Linked DNA regions of Homo sapiens: region 2 is linked to region 1. Evidence: chromatin loops called from intact Hi-C (ENCODE). Cell type or tissue: Panc1. All regions are shown on one strand. Links, peaks and the distances in the headings refer to the core of each region. The heading gives the core; the rest is flanking DNA. Region 1 has its middle 190 kb from the start of GRB14. Region 2 has its middle 340 kb from the start of KCNH7.

The links. A loop is a pair of places that touch in the nucleus more often than their neighbours do. Peaks named below come from ENCODE experiments on the same cell type or tissue, not always from the same donor. Only the 100,000 strongest peaks of a DNase experiment are listed, where the experiment ranks them.
Region 2: it touches region 1 in a loop (4-fold over the local background); 46 of 110 quality-filtered maps call a loop at or near these places.

The regions. Positions count from the first base shown.
Region 1 is chr2:164,424,755-164,434,915 of GRCh38, reverse strand. No RefSeq gene overlaps it. Among named protein-coding and RNA genes, the nearest start is that of GRB14, 190 kb to the left of the region's middle. In Panc1, for the core only: CTCF peaks have their summits at 4,340 and 4,541 (motif pointing right); a DNase peak (open chromatin) is centred at 4,525; H3K27ac peaks cover 473 bases.
Region 2 is chr2:163,177,692-163,187,852 of GRCh38, reverse strand. No RefSeq gene overlaps it. Among named protein-coding and RNA genes, the nearest start is that of KCNH7, 340 kb to the right of the region's middle. In Panc1, for the core only: CTCF peaks have their summits at 4,724 and 4,924 (motif pointing left); no DNase peak of the experiment used is centred there.

The sequences.
Region 1 (10,161 bases), core at 2,446-7,445:
CCTACTAGTAGAAAAAAAACCAGAAATTGGAATATACTTAGGTTTACAAAAATGTCTTGTTATCTTCATTTACTCAGAGTTCCTTTGCAGAGCTTTAATAAATTGAGAATGTACATTAAAATAATACTACATCAGATGAATCTTAGCACCTATTTTGGAAGTTGTAGGTTTCTCATTTTCAAAATTATGAAAATAGCTACATTTGTTTTTTATGAACTGCAAGTAAACTTGAATGAATTACAGTAAATATATGTAAATAATGTCTGTGTATACATACATAGGTGTAAAGATATACTTTCAGTGTTTCACTTGGGGATAGTAAATAAATAAACAAGACATAAATTTCACACACTTTAGAAGCTGGTACTAAAATCTTGGTTTGGCATTTATGGTTATTTGGTCAAATGGCATAGACAAATCATAAAATCATCCTGTGATGTTGGTGCTGTGAATAAAATTTTCTAATGAGCTTTAGACAATATCTCATTGATTTTTATAATGCAATTTTTATGTTAGATTTTGAAAGTGCTTAATAATGATAATAACTTGAATGCTAATTTTTTTCTGTATTGGTTGACAGGCTTACCTTTTTCAGCATATAAAGTACTTTGGGAAGTTGCATTAAATCTTATGGCTTATCAATTAATACAGTGGTTCATTAAGACCTCTTCACAAAATCTGCGTAAGGAAAGTGCTAATTACAGATGGAGAAATGGTGGTATAATACAAGTTAACCAATCCACATACTGAAATAAGAGTTAATTGTAATGATTCATTGGTTTTTCTATTGGAATTTCTTCTATTTTAAGATAAAGACTATACTAATCTATAAAGTGATTTAGCTGATCTTAATCTTATGAAAGATGTAAATATTCACAGTACAAATGTTTATACTTGCATCTTATGAAAACATCTTTATGTAATATATTCAAGGTGCCTGGATTTGGGCTAGGCACATAGTTAGATGTGTAACAAATGCTAACTCTCTTTCTCTGTTCTGCATTCTACATTATAAGAATTTTAATGTTTTGTCCCCTTTTTTAATGAGAGACGACTACATTTTTTAATTTGGACAAACCACCTGAGAAATTACAGTGTATATTGAAAATAACACAGCCTATAGAACAAAGTTTGCATAAAGACTGACCTGATGCAAATTTTGCATAAGGACTGAGCTGAAGGGGGTATGAGGACTAAAAGTAGTAGAAAAATTTCACTCCTACACTGTCGCATAATCATAACCTGATAGTAATATTCCTTAAGGGGGTTCTCTGGTTTACAACTAAGTAGGTTCCAGGAGGCCAGGGCTGTGAATTTGTCCTGTTCATAGTTGTTTATCCAGCAACGAGCACAAAATAGGTGCCCAGCAAATATTTTTTTACATGAATGAACAAAATGCTACTTTTTCCCTTTGTTTTTATCTTTACAAAGACATGTACATAAATTAAAATTTTATATGATCTTGTGGTATTTTAAAAATAATCAGAACATTCTATTTCAATTCTGACTAAATTATTGTTATGATTATTGCTTTTTACTAAGACTGAAGCTAAATCAGTTCTACTGTGATTATGATTCAGGTTGTGCTGAGGAATCCCTAATCTGCGTTTCTTTTTTTCTCCTCCCCCTTGCTAAGTGATATTATACCTAGCACAATATTCCTACCTCAACTATGGGACCTGTAAGGGTTTAATGATCTTAATTTATGTATCCTCATTTATTACGTAGTACTTGTAAACAAAGACCTTTACATTGATGCCTGTGAATGAGACATCCAGAAGAACTTTTCACATACCTAGAAATTAGTGCATGCTCTACTTTCACTGATGCAAATATTTACTAACAAGAGAGAAAAAGAAAATAATCTTTCTCTCTCGTTTTTTTCCCTTTTCTGAAACCTAAAAGCATTTTGTTTTCTAGAGCTCTGTAAAAGTTAAGCACATAAAAGGTTAGGAGCCTGACTTTTTTCTGTCGTGTATATCTTTGAAAAATTGGTTTATGAAGAGTCATACATCATGTAGCCGGACATATGGGAATAGTTAAAGATTAAGGTAAATAGACAAATTGAACTGCTTTAAATCATTTTCCTGGTTTCAATTTTATGAAAGAGCTTATGAACAAAAGCTGACATTAAGCAATCACAATAGGCTCTTCTATATGTTTTAGACAGTGGTAAAGACTTTAGTGTCAGAGAGTGTTGCATCACCAATAGTTACATCAATTTGATTCGTGTCCAGATTTCAAAAATGTTACCTTGTCAAACCATAACCTTTTCCAAGTCTTTCATTTGTCATTGTTTTGTAGATTATATCATTTATTTTACATTACCTGTATCAGAAAGCATGGATCATGGATTATAAGATTTTTTTATTATATGTTGGTTGTTTTTGTTTTTAAAATAAAATTAATACTGTAGGCATTTGTGTTCAAAAGGGACTAATCAAATATTTTGGAAGGAAGTTTGATTTCATGTAACAAACATTACTGTAACTTCACCTAAGGAGACCTTTGGTTCCTTTTTGCTTAAAAATATATTTCAGAACCATTAGGAGAACATTTTAAATAAATTGAGTAAATATACTGAACTTTTCAAGGTATCTAATACACTAAAATCCTGTGGAGAGAAGCTGGCTGCTTGACTTTAAGGTAAGTCCTAGGAATTTGCCCAGTGGCATGGTGACAAACCCCTACTCTTATGAAAATTGCTATGAGATCTTTAATGTCCACACAGAAGAGGAAGGATTTGAGGTTTTGTGGTCTCATTTGAAAGACCCCTACGTAGTAAACTGCATGGAACTCAATTTATCTACCTCAGAAAGAAGAGAAGTCTTTGTAGCTCCTGTACCTATAAATCTAAGAAATTCTGTGAATATATGCCTTCATATTCATGCAGCACCAATTCCCTTCTTAAAAATAATAAAAATAACAAGGTCTATGATCATCACGTTCATATAGATAAAAATCTATTAACTTTTCATCGTTATCACAGTTCTCCTATCAAAGTGTAGGCATTCGTGGGGCAAGCTCACCTCCCCTGGTAGCCGTGCAGAGGTAGATGAAGATCTTTTACATACTTCTTTGTTGGTTTGCCTTTTATAGTGTATGTGCTTGATTTAGGAACTGCTGATGGTAAAAAGGTAATTTAAGAAGACTATAAATATTTGCACAGATATGCGAACCCAGCTTGTAAGACATCCGGCTAACAGGTTTTCCCATATTCTGAGCAAAGTGAGTGATAGGAAAAAAAAGTAACTTCTAGAAAATGTTGACCACGTTTAATTCAGAGCTTGATCTGATTCTATGTGAGGTAACACATACTTTAATGCCCAATCTGGAGACTTACCTATGAGGTATTGTGCACGTGTTAGCTTTATTTTCTTTCCAAACATTCTATTTGTCACTAGAAAGATACATAAGAAATAATCTAACAGAGTTTGCTGAAACATCTCAGAATGTAAATGTATAAACTGTTTCTCCATAAGAAATGTGGGTGTAAAAGAGGAAAACACTATCATGTATATTTTGATAAAATTATAGCAATTTTGTGGGTTGGGAATTTCTCTGGAATTCGGTGCCTCTAGCAATTTTGTCTTCAGTCTTTCCTTATTGTGTGCTTAAGCACAAACTATGTTGGTTTGGCAGTTTTGATGTACTTAAAGCCTGAGATTTTTGTTTTTTAGGTCAGGTTAACTAAGTAGTTTGTTTCTATAAATGCCATTTATGATTGCATTACTATAAATCCATAATTTTGAATTCCTCTACTACATCTTTAGTACACCAACCTGGAAAGATGTATCTGTGATTTAAAATTGAATACACACGTCTTTCCTGTATTTGTTATTTACAACCATGAAATTCTATTTCAAAATATAAACAAAACCAGTGTTTTACAGATACTCTTTCATTTTTTCAGCAGGCCCATTGTACGCAGGTTTATTATGTGATTTATTTGTGAGATGAAGGGAGTTAAAACTGAGAGCAAACAAAAGTGATCATTTAATCATTTGATGGGGTCTTTTTTGCTCACCTTTACAACTGGTATTGATTAAAACAAATAAGATTAATTAAAAATTTGAATTCAGAGATAAAGTTTTTTTTTTTTTCTTTTTCACTGTTACTGGAAACAATGTAAATTCAATCTTTCATTGTACATTATGGCTTTGGGTGTGAAGTAACCTTTTTCTTTAAGGTGTTGTCATTAGTTAAGTTTTTCTCAGTTATCCCAGCAATTTATACAATTAACACATCTCCTGAAATATCCATAAAATTTGACAATGTATTACTGAAGCAATACTCTAATAAAGTTAATGCACTATTATAACTTAAAGAAAATCTTAGATCATTTTAAATTTCTTCAGTATGCTTGATCACAGAATAATATTAAAACATTTTTAAGTTTAAGAGCACATTTAGGTCACTTTTGATGACAGATATACTTTTTAAAGGTTCTTAATATTGGCCTATAAAGCAAGTGTCAATGAGCTTGAGCTGCATACAAATGACTTTTCTGCCTTCCACAGGGTTCTTCAAAGCTGTGGGCACTAGAGGGTGCTCTTGGAACTAATACTAACAATGAGTGGCCTAAACTTGTTCTTTCAAATCAATACTATCAAGATCCAAAAATGTTTCGAATGAAATACTATATCATTATTAGTTTTTAACACTGGGCTCTGTGATTGTCATCAGCCCAACTTCCAAAACAAATCACAAAAACAGCAATTAAAGCCAAGAACTCCGTAGCGTGACAATTATTTGTTGTTAAAATCAAGATTCTTCTCCTACTCTTTTAAGTATTCTCCCACTTTTTATTCAGGATGTATACATTTTTATAAATGACAAGGAAAACGGGCTTGTCAGGCAATTAACATTTTATTTGGAATTTAAATGCGCAGAGTCAGAAAAGGTTGTTTCTTAAAGGAAATGTATCAAGAGTCTGCAGTCCAACTTTTCTCATGGTATTTGTGAGGTATTGTGGGCATCCAGGGATGCTTGCACATGAGGATACAGCATCCTTATAAATGTTGTTTTATATGAAATTGTAGAATCATCACCCCCGTCCACCCCCTGCAGTTATTTATAAAGGCGTCATTGGTAGTTGCCTTTCTTAGACCTTCCCTGCAGGCATGATCAGACTCAAGCAGGCAGCTATTTCTCTTTAATTTTCCACAGCAAGCCAGTAATGCTTATGATTATTGTGAAGTCAGGAGAAGTTTAGTTTCATTAAGTGACATGTAGTGATACAATTAGTTACTTAAGCACTTCTCATAAAATGTTCCACCATGGAACCTAGGTTGTCGGATGCAGCTAAATATTAGCATCTCATATTAAACACAAGAGTAAAGCTGCCCTGTGGAAAGCACAGCTGACAGCTCTCAACATGAGCTGAATGATCATTCTCAATTGTAATCGATTCTGTAAGTACTGAACACAAACCCCCAGGCAATTGAAGAAAATAGGATGATGAAGGACTGCAAACTAATATGTTACACATCTTCATTGATTAGACATTGATTAACCATTATTTTCCTGAATGACAAACAGCTAGTGGTAAAGTAACTGAGGCTTGTGATTTATTTACATCTTAGACAGGGATGACTTCTTTATTCAGCTGATTGTGAGCTAATGCTAAACCAGGAGATAGCGATAGCTAGAGAATCCAGGCTGCTGTTTTCTTTTTCTTTCTTTTTTTAAAAAGAAATCTTCTTGGGCAGCCTTTCTAGATTTCTGGAATGTTTCTATTAGAAACAAATTTAAGTAGATTTTAAAATGATCAGCCAAATTCCAAAATACAGAACATGTACCTGTGGTATAACTACATTTAAAGGGAAGATCATTTTATAGACTTGGTATTTACAAGCATATTGATCAGTGTTTATTGAACTTTTAATTTAATTCTCTCTTCTTTTCAGTGCCTTATTGGCAATTACTCACATTTTTGGAATGAGCCAAATGAGAGTTTCTATGTGTCAGTTACTTATTTTTCTTCTGTGAAGCATATTACTTTAGAACTATGAATCTATTTAAATGTGATACATGTAAGGAAGCAAATATTTTACACTTTAATTTTTGGTTCACATAAAACTTGAATATTATGGACAATCTTAGATTTATGTAGCAAAGTCTTGCAGCAGTGTCATAATACTTAAAGCTATTTCAAAAGATTGCAAACAGTATGCCCAATGGAAAAAGTTTACTCGTGAATTTTCAGGCGATCTTTTTTTCTATTATAATGAAGGAAAGAGAAAGATACTCAATGAAATGAACTGGATTAGCACTAAGTAGAAACTAAATAATAATGAGACTAGCTTTTTTTCTCTTTCTGAAGTACTCCGCATTTTTAAGGTTTGTGGAAAACATTATTTATAAGCAGAAATAATTAAGATGTTCTGGCATTCTTCATTATAATGGTCATGATAAAGACTTTTGATGTTCAAGAAAGCGTAATTTGCTTCTCCATTGGAATTTGATTGTAAATTAGCACTAATTAATGTTCACTTAAGTGTTACAGATGTGTGCTATATGTAGTTAGTTACCAAAGGGGTAACTGTAGAAAATTTATTCTGTAAAAGTATATTAATTTAGAGTAATGATTAGAATGTCATTTAAAAAATAAGAGAAATTCATTACCATTTCCAGTGTTACAAGCCAATTTTAGCATTTATACAACTTAGGAAAAAAATTAGTAAACCATATCATTTAAATTAATATAGAGATGCATTAAACACCACCCTATTAGTTCTTCAATTATTAGACATGTAATTGTAAAATTTCATTGTATTTTGCCCTTTAATGTAATTCTAACTCTAGGTTAATAAATCAGATCTGTTATTTATGGACATTGCCAACTTTATCATAATAAATATGAGTATGCTTTTCCCCAAGCAATTTTTGTTAGTCTCTTCTAAGAAACTGGACATTTGTGTACATGTATATTAACTGAAATCTTCCAGCTAAAGATTTGTCATACGGTTTTAGGATTTAAACAATGGGGTAGAGAGAAAAATGTGTGAAGTTTAATTCTACATTTTTAATTTTGAAAATTGGAAAGCTAGTTTAGTTGTTAAAGAAACCCAGCTTTACTTTAAGGGAAACAGACTTGTTAAGTTTTAAAAGAGGAAGAATACCTAGTTGGGACAACATGTGGTGCTCTGACTTTTACAAAGGGAGCTAAGTATAAGCTTGACTCACTGAGTTGCCCTTAGTTTAAAGTAGATCAGTGGATCCATGCTAATTATAAATCACCTCCTTAGTATTATTTTGAAGGGCTGATCTAAGTTCCCCCTTAGCTTTTTACAGTACTCAGAACTTAGGAGAGGAAAGGTGTTGATTGGCTAGTGGAGCGTGAAGAAAGAGCGAAATAAAAAACCATCCAACAGCCATATCCCAGAGGGAGCTTGGAACCCCAGAAAGAAGTCTAATAGTGTGCTGTTTCCTTGTCCATCTGTGTTCAGGTGAGAGCACCACTTCAGGGGTCTGTGTGCAAATGTAAAAATCAGAAACCTAGAATTTTATAGAAGCAACGATGATGTGACATTTGCACAGCAACTCACCTTTGGGGAAATAAAAGGCACCTCCTTTGGTGTTCACCGTCTTTTCCTTTGAATGAATGTGAGTGTGTGCATGCACACACACACCCATGTGTACGTGTGAGTGTGCACGCGCCTGCGCTTATGTAGATCTGCGTATGCTCCAGTTTCTTCAAGCATATTTAATATCTTTAAAATTTTAAATGAAAATGTAGCTGTCAATTTTAAACTAATTTGGATGGACAGCAATAAAATGCAAACCTCACTTCAAATTAGAATTTTCAGTGAGGATTTCTAATGGAAAGTAATTGCTGACAATAGGAAATGACAAATTACTAATTACTTAGTTCAATTAGACTTTTGTGCCTTTGGTCCTAAGTGGCAAGCATACAGCAAATCTTGCACTTTTATAACAATTAATGACACTAAAACTATTTAAACTGCCAACAGATGTGAGTAAGAAGACATGAATTGAAACTTACTTAATTTACATACTATCCCGATTTTATATCAAGTAAATGGTGTTTAAGTTTTATGCTACAATTAAATATTACTGGTAAAGTGCAATTTTCACAGAACTTCATAGGACGAAATATCACTGTTCAAAAGCTGGTCAGTGTTAATGCTTCCTTTTCTCTTATCACAGCAGTATTTCTCTTTAAAAGACTCAAGAGTATGAATTTCTATCTATACTGTATTCATGATTACACATCAGTGTTAATTATATAGTGGCATCCTTGGTTTTTGCTTTTTCTCTATTTTTTTGTCTATTCCGTTCATCTTTGATTTCCTAACAATCTATTTAGAATCCATATATTTTCTACTTCCTTTCTTTCCCGTGAGACTAAGTCAGGTGTGGTTTTGCGAAAGGATTTTGTTGAGAAGTTCAGTTGCGTTAACTATCTCTGTATTGTTAACTTCTGGCGGTAGCTTATAGAGAACTTAATTTGCTATTCCCAGTGCTATCATTTTTTGTAATTTTGATTCTGAAAATATAGAACTTAAAAATGTTTCCAGTTATAATCAGAAAGATTTTTTTTTCCCTCCATAGGTCTGCAGCTCAGTACACTACTGCAGATGCATGTGGACCAAAGAAAGAAGGTCAAGGGATCCAATTATGTTTGCAATGATCAATTTCCCTATTAAGATTTTAAATATATTTATCCTTTTTTCAAAGCATGTAAGAAAGTATTTATCAGTGAAATGAAAATAAAAATGCTGATCAGTAGTGAAGCAAATTCACCTGGCATCTTGTGCCTATGGAGTAAGGGGAATGCTTTTAGGAACTAAACCGGCAATAAAAATAAACTTAAAAGGTTGTTATAGTAAAACAAAACACAACACTGATACAATTAAAGACTTCCAAATCATTGCATATGTAAGCAAAGAAGTGATCCACATGTAGAAACCCAAACTGGCTATTATATTCCAGTTTTCCTCTGGGAATTTCTTCAGCTCATGAGATTCTCTGCATGTCATTAAGAGTTCAGGCATCAGGTACTTAATCACCTTTTTCCTAGTGTTCTGGATAAAACTGCAAACATCCTATCCAAATTAAATGTATATTTCTTATTGAGATGGCATATATTGTGTGTCATATTAGTATTGAGAGTTCATTATAATCGGGGGAATGGAAGCTTTTTTTGTTCTACTTCCCTTGTAAACAAGAGAAAATGTAAATATACTTTGTTTTATCCTATGGATGGAGAAATGGGGGCAAATTAGAGGGTTCTAAAACTTGAGAGCAAACATATTACAGCAAGCACTTTCTCTAGGGCTTTTGCTTGATTTTTGCAGGTTTTTTCAAGACATGCAATTAAGCTATTGTTTAGAAGCAACACGGTAAACCAGATCCAAATAATCAAGGATAGTTTTTGGACAAACCTCTGTTGTTTCACCACAGCTGTAGTTTTCTTTTCTCACGAGCCCTGTGAACTTTAAGGGCTAGAAATATAACAGAGAGCATACTAGATAATAGAGGAAAAAGGAAAAGCTTAGGCAGGGGGTAGGAGGCCTGGGCAGGGACAGAGGAAAGAAAGACTTTCACAAATCACGAGAAAAATGGCACTGGCATTGTGCCTAAAAAAAGATAACGTGGAAAAGAGGCAATAGCAGCAATAGACTTAGCAAGTATATTTAGAGCAAGAATGATAGAAGAAAGAAGTGGCCTAATTAGAAGAGAGGGAAAAGGAGAGAGAGGGAGCGGGAGAGGGAAAGGGAGACGGAGAGAGAGCAAGTGCAAAGGAAGTGTAAGAAAAAAAAACAGAAAGAAATAAGCCTAGGGAAATTAGCAAAACATACGAAGCTAAGGATATATCCTCACTTGTGCCACAATACACCATGAAAATAGAATGTTTCGGTTGATTTAAACATCCAAGGAATGAGTCCTGTCTTTCTCAGTTTCCATCATCATTACTGAGACATAAACAACATAAAAATATCACTTTGATAATCTAGATTTCTTTTCTGTGGTTACCTGAGGAATTGAAAGGTATGTACTATATATATTATGCTTTATGAAATATATAAACTTGCCATATGCCTATTTCCATCTAATTTATATTGTGTACATGACTTACACATGTTCTGTGCTTAGTGAAAATTTCGGGAAGAAGGTTTTTAAGCTCAAAGAAGT
Region 2 (10,161 bases), core at 2,608-7,607, 1.2 Mb after region 1:
TCTGTAACTTGATTCCCAAGCATTTTCCAGGAAAGAAAGGTATCAATGACCTGCTGGTTTTATTGTTAACTCCTTCATAATAGTATAAAGCATTTCATCATTTTCAGCTTTTTCAGTCATAGAAGTAAAAAGAAACTACATAACTAAATTCCCTTTTCCGTAAAGATAGAATATCACTATTCCATATAATACAATCTATCCTTAGATTTTTCTGAGTGAGCATCAAAAACGTGTATGTGTGTGTGTGTGCGTGCATGCCTGTTTGGTCTCACATATGTGTGTAGCATGTTTACTGTCATATCTTCATCTTGATAATAACATAGTGTATGGCTTTGCACGAGAATTTCTTCTTCCTGCAGATTTTGATTTGCTAGTTTTTGAACTCTTGATAAATTTGGTGACACTGTGGCTGATCCACTTTATCCCTGCTTTGTTTGGGTATGGTCTTGCTCTCTGAGGCACCACTTCCCCATTCCCATTGACTTCAGGAAAGGTTCATTAGGCCTGATCTCTCTCAGTCTTTTTTCTTCCTCCCCTTTCTTCTCTCTTCTCCACGCTGGACTCTGGGGCTCTTTATTCCTCAGGTCCCCTGTAGGTTAAGCCTAAGCTCTTATCCTCTCTTCTCTTTAACTCACAGTCAGCATTGGCATCTGTATTCAGTAACCCTCCATATGAATAAATAAAAGCAGGTACCAGCCTCCCAAATCTCCAGGTCTGGCTGGACAAACAGCTTGAGATGCAGCTCCTGTCACAGTTTCATGTCACCTTGGAGCAAAAAACTTCCCAAGGCTTTTGAGATACATCTGACAGTAACTTTAATTCCCCAGTGTTTAAGTTTTCCAGACTCCTACAAACCCTCTATATAACCTACAAATAATTAATATCTAAAGAAAGCCAATTTATGGACCTAGATGTCACATCAAGGCAGAAGGAATGAACATATATGTGCATGGGATAATTAAGGGTTTCTTTATGCTTTTCAAAAGGTCTGATCTGTTGGTAGACAACGAGGGTCTGAGCCACTTTGAGCAGTTGAGTAATTTGCATTTGCCAAGAGTTTTCACTCCCCACTCTGTGTATAAATGATTCTTGTTCTTTTTAGATATTCTGCCTTTTTCAAATAGTATGCTCCTTCAAAAATATTTCAAAATGATTGCAGTCTGAAAACAAATCTTGTGGTGGGTAGGCTAGTACTCTATTTCTTCTGAGGTTTGGCTCTTGCTTTTGTTTTTATACATAAGGTTTAAACAAAGTTCAGCCATTTGTATTGTTAGTTCACAAAACATTATCGTCCTTGGTATATTTAAGTCCCCTATATTGGTGAATTGGTTGGTTTGGTAACTTTCTGTTTTGTTTTGTTTTTGTTTTTGTTTTTTGAGATGGGGTCTTGCTCTGTCACCCAGGCTGGAGTGTAGTGGTGCAGTTTTGGCTCACTGCAACCTCCACCTCCTGGGTTCAAGGAATTCTCTTGCCTCAGCCTCCCGAGTAGCTGGGATTACAGGCACCTGCCACCACGCCTGGCTAATTTTTGTATTTTTAGTAGAGACGGGGTTTCACCATGTTGGCCAGGCTGGTCTCGAACTCCTGACGTCAGGTGATCTGCCCGCCTTGGCCTCCCAAAGTGCTGGGATTATAGGCATGAGCCACCATGGCTGGCTGATTTGTTTATCTTTTAAAAATTCCATTTTATCCCCGTTCCTCAATCCCATTTACCACTCTCTGAATGAGCAACCATTTAAATGTGTAGCTATTTATTATATTGTGTTCTTGGTAGGTGGATATTGACTTATGTGGATATATTTTAACATGAATGATATTGTTAGATAACTTTCCATTTTCTACTTTTATCCACCATGTTTTTAGTACCCATTTTAGGTTTTAGGTATACAGCTCATTGACTGTTTTTAACTGCTGCATAATGGTCATGTTGTATACCTATCACACTTTGTCTATCTGTTAGAGTTCTGAGCTTCAACTTCTGAGTAAACAAAAACAGACAAATATCCTAAAGGTTGTTTTTTCCTTTTTACTTAGACTTTTTTTCTTTTTGGTGTCTATGCTGTGAGAAGGGGGATATAATGACTTAATGATGGAAAGAAAAGGAGAAATAATACCATCAGTATGAGTCATTTAGGATAAACAGGATTAAGTCTTGGGTGTTTGTGATCCAATATTGTATAGCAATAGAGTCTGCAGGTTTATATCTGTTTAGACTTCCTGGGTGCTAATCTTGGCATATCTACTTACCATTCACTGACTACTTACCAACTAGTAACCTTAGATTAAGTTACTTAAACCTTTGAGTATCAGTTTCTTGTCAGTAATATGAATTAAAAAAATACACATCTTAACGTCATAATGCCACAACTTAATACTATAACTAAATGCTTTAACTGGTCATATGACCCTACTCAACACTAGGAGACCAAAAAATGAAATCTCATTAAGTGCCTAGAAGTTGCAGAGCCTGAAATATTCAGCGAACATCCTTAATGACTACCATATGCCTCACATGGTTGTTGTAAGGATTAAGGGGTTTATTTCTTATCCTGTGGTTAGTACAGTACCTACAACACAGTAGACACTGAAAAAATATTAGCAGTTATTTTATAGTTCTTAATAAGACATAAAAGACCTTTCATGCTTTCCAACACTCTCCACTTAAACATTGTGTTCTATTACTTTCCAGGCCTCCCTTTTCCCCACATGTGACAAGACAAATATGCCAACACTTTCATCATGTTTCAGATGAACAGTACCCTGCAGTAATACCTTGATCTTCATTTTATTTCTTTTGGCTCTTCTAGCCATTGACTCCTTGCCTGTCCTGCCATTATAACTACATCTTGACCATTGGATCTACGTGCCCTACTGATCTTGATGACAATTCACTCACAGATGTCTTTATTATGACTTTCTTTATATGCTTTATCACACAAATAAAATTATTGTCCAAGCTAGCACATTTTTAAGAGTGAAAGGAGAGCAATAAGTAAAAACCAGGGCTGTGTCAGGGAAACTGGGAGGGATAGTCACACTACTTTCTCCATTTCAGCAGTAAATTAATGGGTGTTTTAATAGCATCCTATGTCCTTCTTATTCTATAGGGAGTTAGTTTATCAGAGTAATCTTTGCCCTGAGGATTTTCTCATTTTTTCAGATACCTTGAGAATCATTTTTCTTGAGCTCCCTCTCCTTACTTCCTCCTTCCTCCAAAGTTAGTAAATTTCTTTATGTTCCCAAAGCCACAGGGGTATACTTCAAGTTGTATGGAAATTATTTATTTACACCTCTAGCTCCATTGTAAAGTTATGAGGTCCTTGAATTCAGGTATCTCATTTCATTCGTCTTTGTATCCCCAAGAACTTGCAGAATCCTGACACATGCTAGGCAATCAATGTTTGTTGCATGGATGAATGCGGTCCCAGAAATGTAATACCTTAATTAAGAGAACCAAATCATTAGTGGGTTGGGAAGTGGGTATTTCAAGCATTGTGGCAGGACAGCTGGAGACAGATTTTGAGGAAGAAGGTATTTGTATATTGACCTAAGATTTCATGTTAATCAATTTTCTTGTTTACATTTGAATCCTGGTTCAAATTCACTTGTAGCATTTGGAATCACTAGTTTATAAGAATTACAGTGTTCTAAAACTATCTTTATAGGATAATTTCAGATGTTTTTGAGCTGCAAATGTTTTAATACTATTAATCATATAAATCTTTAGAGGACTGAAACCCTATAAATAGCTGGCATTTTTTAATTGAACAAAATCTCCTAACTCTGCCACCAATTGAATTGAGTGGCCTTCCAAAAAGTCTTCCCCAAAAAGAGTGGCGGCAAAACTTTTAAAAGGTCAAAATTTGCGGAACACTTGTAATTCTCATTGGCATCCACTTTCTCTATTTTATGCTCCCTTTTTTTCTCCTACCCAAGGCTCTTCATTATTTCAAGAGCCTCCTCATTCGTTTCCCTAAGTCTAGTCTCTGATACCTCCAATCCATGCATCCATCTATAGTCATGTGGCTAGTGACTGCAAAACAGTAATTAGATCACATGACTTCCCTCTTCAAAATTAGCAATGTTATTAATTTATTATTATTGAAATTATTATCAAAAATAAAATAGCAGTGTATCCATTTAAGTTCTTCATTAATTAGTTCTAATTTACCTTCCTAGAGTAGACTCTTACTGCTACCCACCATAGTCTTTGCTCTAGAGTCACACAACTTCCTGAATGTAACATGTTCTGTCACAATTGTGTATCTTTTGTATTCTTCCTTCCCTCCCTCCCTATCCTACCGAAAAAAAAAAATCTCCAACATCCCTAATTTTTCAATCCCCAATTTAAATGGCACTCTCTCCTCTCATTCTATTTCCATAGTTTTACAATTTTATCTTAATTTAGCTTTTACATTTCCAATGGATTTTAAGGTTCTTAAAAATAACTTTCATGTCTTTTTTAATATTTACCTCTTCCAGCGTTGACTTAAACTCCTGCAAATTTTAGTCAATGACTTCTAAATTGTAATCGAATTAAATTTAATTGAAATAATTATTCTGTAATAATGTATTAGACCTCCAACTTTGGGGAAAAAAGATAGTTTTTAAAAGTACTGATTTTTAGGAGTGAACTAGACTTTCACAAGGTGCTTATCTTTCTCAAATGATTATACCTAAGCTCATATTTGAAGGCTGAGGACATTATTTCTTGTTTCTTGATTTCATATCCTTCACATCAACAATTATGAAAGGTAAAAATGGCATATGCTTTATAAAAACAGAAAAAGGTATTTTGCAAGATCTACACAATGAACATGAACACAAAATTGTTAATATTGGCTGAGGCTAAAATCTCTAATAATTTACTGTAAGGTGATGCATGATGACTCTAATAGTGACATCTGGTGGTTCACAGGGAACATTACATTAATACATCAATTTTAACCTCTAAACATGTTTCTATTTTAGTAAGACGGTTGTCTTTGTTCTTGTAAATTGGTCCTAATAATTTAGATATTTGTTTCATCCCTTATAGAGAAAAATTAATATTATGTTACAGATTTTGTTCTAAAATATGCACAAGTCTTAAATTGATATTTTCAGTTTGGAAAAGTAAGCTAAACTGCAGATCTGAGTTCTTTTTACACCTGAAAAATGCAGGAGGTGGCAGAATGCATTTTTTGCACCTGTAATCTATATCACTTTAACCTTGAACTCAACTCGCCCTAAACAACAGTGGCCCCTGAGAATATACGTGCTATAATCCATCCTTTCTACATGGATGTGAATCATTATGATACAAGAAAGCTCAGAAGATTGGAGTTCTCAACATTCTCTATTACTACTGAATCGTATGACCCTGAGTCAGTCATTTAATTCCTTGGGTCTCAATTTTCTCATCTGAAATATTTAGATTAGATATTCTCCATCTTGAAAATTCTTAATGATAAGGACTTAATAGACAGTGATGGTTAATTACAATGACATAGCTCTCCTCTGATATTTGGCTTTTGGTGCATAGAAGACAGGTACTTTTTAAATGATAATAGGGATTCTTTAAATTCATATTCAGTATTCAGATAACATCCATTACCAGAGCATCCAATGGGATAGCTCAAGATTCCCAGGACCACTGGCAAGGAGCCAGAGCTATTACAGTCACAATTGTGAAGAAATTAGAAACAGCTTAGGCTCGGCTCCTCACACTCAAGAATGGACTGAATATACCTGCTGCTGTATCCCCATTCAGTGATTTCCGAAGCCCGTTAAAAACTAGATTCATTAGAATCATCTGGACATTTGTTAAATATATGTCTCTCATGCTCCCCTACGCCTATGGAAGGGAGATGACTGGAATCCACAATTTTAATAAGCTCCCCTGGTGATAATGATGGTTATCCTGGTTTGGGTATTACTTACTAACACAACTTAGAAACCACATAGATTCAAATAGAAAGGGATGCTGATACCATAAAGCTGATGAAAGATTAAGTCTTTAAAGCCAGGACTTGAAAACCCAAGTGTCTACAGAGACCACACAAGTAACTTAAATTTAAAAATTAGCCAAGTAGGCATTAGGCAGAACTCTGGAGAGCATGCCCCATGCAAAGTAGGTAGCCTTTAATTAGCTGTAGTGGTTGTTGCCAGAAGGGGAAGCTTCCTAGGGTTGCCCTGTGCTTTGTAAAGGGAAGATGAAAATAGGATTCTTATGTGGACTCTCTAATCTGAAGGAATTGGAACCAATTCAATGCAAACTAAATGAAACACATTTGTGGGCTTCACATTTTTGTTCTCTATTTTAGATCCAATTCCTATTTGTCCCCTTTAAATCACACTTCACTTTTTCAGTTCCACTGCATTTTTCAGTCTAATACATCTAATCAGCTAGATGAACATACAGACTACACTATAGAGAATGGCTATTCCATCTTTTCTATTGTCATATCCTTTCAAATTATCTTAAAGTTTGTTTAAACTTTGTCTCGTCCTTAAAGCATTTTGGAGCTTTATTCTCCAAACATTTTCAAACATACTCTTTCTAGGCACTACTCCCAAACATCTTTTCTCTTTCCATTTATTTAACAAATATTATTATAGGTATTATTCATTTTCACAAAGTAATATCTAGTAGAGGCTTTAGCTTAAATAGGTGGAGATAAACAATAATTCCAATAATAACTTTCATTAATAAATAAGTGTATCATATATAATTAGTCTCCACATATATTTAAATGTGGAAAACTCATTATTTACTCATTATTTGAGCCTTTGACTTTCTTGACATTACTTGATTAAAGGCAAAAAAAATTCCTGTATCTCTCTTCACTCTAAAGTAAAAGTCAGAATTTTAAAAAGATAAAAACAAAAGGACTTTTTCTCAATAAGAAATCAGAAAAGAGCCTTGACTATGAGGTGATCTCCTGAGCCTCAATCCTAAGGCAGCATAATAAGAAGACCTCTAGGGGAGATGGCAATGAAGAAATTTAAATAGAAATCCAAATATTTTCATAAAATAAACACAACAACTTATGCTAAAAAGGAGTTTTATTAACTGGTCAAAGGTAGCTAGCCAACAGATTAGATATGGCTTTTGGTTTTTGCTGGGTTTTGTTCATGATGAGTAGTAGAATGATGCTTCTAGGTGATGGAGAGAGATCTCAATGTCCACTGCAGAAAAAAATAGGAAAAATAAAAGCACATGGCTCTAACAGAAGATACAAAATAGTAGTATGAAGATTGAGGCATACTAAAGCACTATTAATTATCTCCACATATTCAAATTGGTCATCTAAAGGAACTTGGGGATTTATCATCACCTGGAATGCATCCAAAAGCCACTATTTCAGAATATATGACATATCACCAGGACTCATATCATTGTAAAATGATATGACTCGATTAATTGAATGGAGATAAAAGATATCTAAATTTTATGTCCTATAATAAGCATCATTATATGACACATTAGTAGAATTTATGGAGGTTGATGATTTATTGAACATTAGCTATGAGCATGGCCTTATATGGGATATTGGAGAAAGAATAAATATAAACACAAAAGATCTTCTCTACTCTAGGATAGCTAAAACTCCAAAGAATACAAAGTACAAGTAGAAAAACACTTCAGAACAAGGTAAGATTTTGAATAAATTGTGTATTTTAATGAGAACTGGGTCCATTGAGTTTTAAGGAAATAAAGAATTGGAAAGCAGTGGCAATAGTTAGGGAAATTAAATATACTCTTTCAATTTGTCATCTTAACTAACTAGCTTTGAGCCTTCTAAGTAATTCAATCATTTATTCATTCAACAAACATTTGTTGAGTGCTACTCTGCATTTTTATTAAAAGGTAATGCATTCATGTGGCTCAGAAAGTTTTTTAAAAGGATATATCAAGAAGTCTCACTATTACCCGTCCCTATCTACTCTCATAAGAGATGATTTTTATTAATTTATTTCTCTCTTTTCTAGTACGTTTAGGCAAGTACAAGAAAATATTAACTTGATTTAGTATTTTAATCCTTTTGTATACAAAAGGTAGCATATTATGCACATTGGTTTTTACCTTACTTTTAGTATTAAAAGAGTTTCTTAGAAAACTGAATAGTAGGCTAGTCATGGTGGCTCATGCCTAGAATCCCAGCACTTTGGGAGGCTGAGGCAGGAGGATCTCTTGAGGCCAGGAGTTCAAGACCAGCCTGGGCATCATCGCAAGATTCCATCTCTACAAAAAAAAAAAAAAATTTAATTGCTTGGTATAGGACAGGTGCGGTAGCTCACACCTGAAATCCCAGCACTTTGGGAGGCCAAGGTGTGCGGATCATGAGGTTGGGAGATTGAGACCATCCTGGCTAACACAGTGAAACCTCTTCTCTACTAAAAATACAAAAAATTAGCTGGGCATGGTGGCGGGTGCCTGTAGTCCCAGCTACTCAGGAGTTTGAGGCAGGAGAATGGTGTGAACCCAGGAGGCAGAGCTTGCAGTGAGCCGAGATGGTGCCACTGCACTCCAGCCTGGGCAACAGAGCGAGACTCCATCTCAAAAAAAAAAAATTGCTTGGTGTAGTGGAACACACTCGTAGTCTTAGCTACTCTGGAGGCTAGGGTAGGAGGATCTCTTGAGCCCAGGAGTTCAAAGTTGCAGTGAGCCATGATCACACCACTGCACTCCAGCCTGGACAACAGAGTGAGACCCCCATCTCAAAAAAAAAAAAAAGAAAAAAAGAAAGCTCTCAGCCAGGTGCAGTGACTCACACTTGTAATCCCAGCACTTTGGGAGGCCAAAGTGGGCATATCACTTGAGGCCAGGAGTTTGAGACCAGCCTGGTCAACATGGTGAAATCCCGTCTCTACTAAAAATACAAAAATTAGCCAGATGTGGTGGTACATGCCTGTAATCCCAGCTACTGGGGTGGCTGAGGCATGAGAATCACTTGAACCTGGGAGGCAGAGGTTGCTGTGAGCTGAGATTGCACCATACACTCCAGCCTGGACAACATAGTGAGACTCTTTCTCAAAAGAAAAATCTTCAAAACACAAAACAGAAAATAAAACCTGAATAGTATTCAACTAAGTGGCTGTACCATTGTTTAACCCATCCTCTGTGGGTGGATACAGATTATATCCCATTTCTTACTATTAATAATATCAACAGTACTAACCTTTTGCAATAATAATTTTGTAGAAAACTGTTTGTTCATATATTTTGTCTTACCAAACTCCCTCAATAGACTCTAATATTCTAAAAATACTTCTGCAAATTCTTACTGGTTCAAGGGAAAAGATGATGGGAGTGTGGAGCATAAGGTAATAAGAGAAGACAGGAGAGATGACAGAAGAAAGAGAGTTATAAGAGTAGGCAGGCACTGCTCTGAATGCTATTTTAGGGATGTTATTCCCCTTCCTTCTCACAGGAGCTATAGTTCCAAAAGTAAAATAGTTTCTTATCAATCCACTGTATAAACAAAAAAACCTACCTTTTTTATCTATAAAATATAAAGAAAAGAAATTAAAAGTAGTGAACACATAAAATTCAGGAGAGGTGCTAATTTCTTAAGAAGTCTTAAACAAGATACACATACACATATATATATGCATATATACAACATATGTGAATAAAAATATTATATCATATATAATTGCATACATGTGTATGCATAGAATTTTTAAACTTTTGATATGTTTTATTGCTCTTGGTAGCATCCCCTAATATAAAACACAGCATGAAGTATCCTCCATTTCCTTTGAAGCAATTTTAAGAAACCCTAATACAAATAGTCTTAAGAGAGAGATAACAATCTTTGGCTATCCATACCTCAACACTGTAATTTTTTACTAGTAATAACCATCTTTTCTATCTTTAATCTCTTGTTGGTTGTGGATCATTACACAGTCAAATCGTTAGCTGAATCATGTCATGTCCCATGGAGTTTTATCATGTTTAAATTTTCAAAACTTAACTTCGTGTAGGAAAATGAAAGGTATTTTTTTAAAAAACCAAAGCCCAGGTTCTTCCCAAGCTCTGACAGCTTGAAAGGAACTCCAACAGAGAAACAGAAGCAAAATGAAAACTCCTGGAGCCTTAGCCCGCCCATACAAGACTCTAATTGGCAGCCTTCATAGAGAATTTGTCTGTCATTCAAGTGCTATATACTCTTC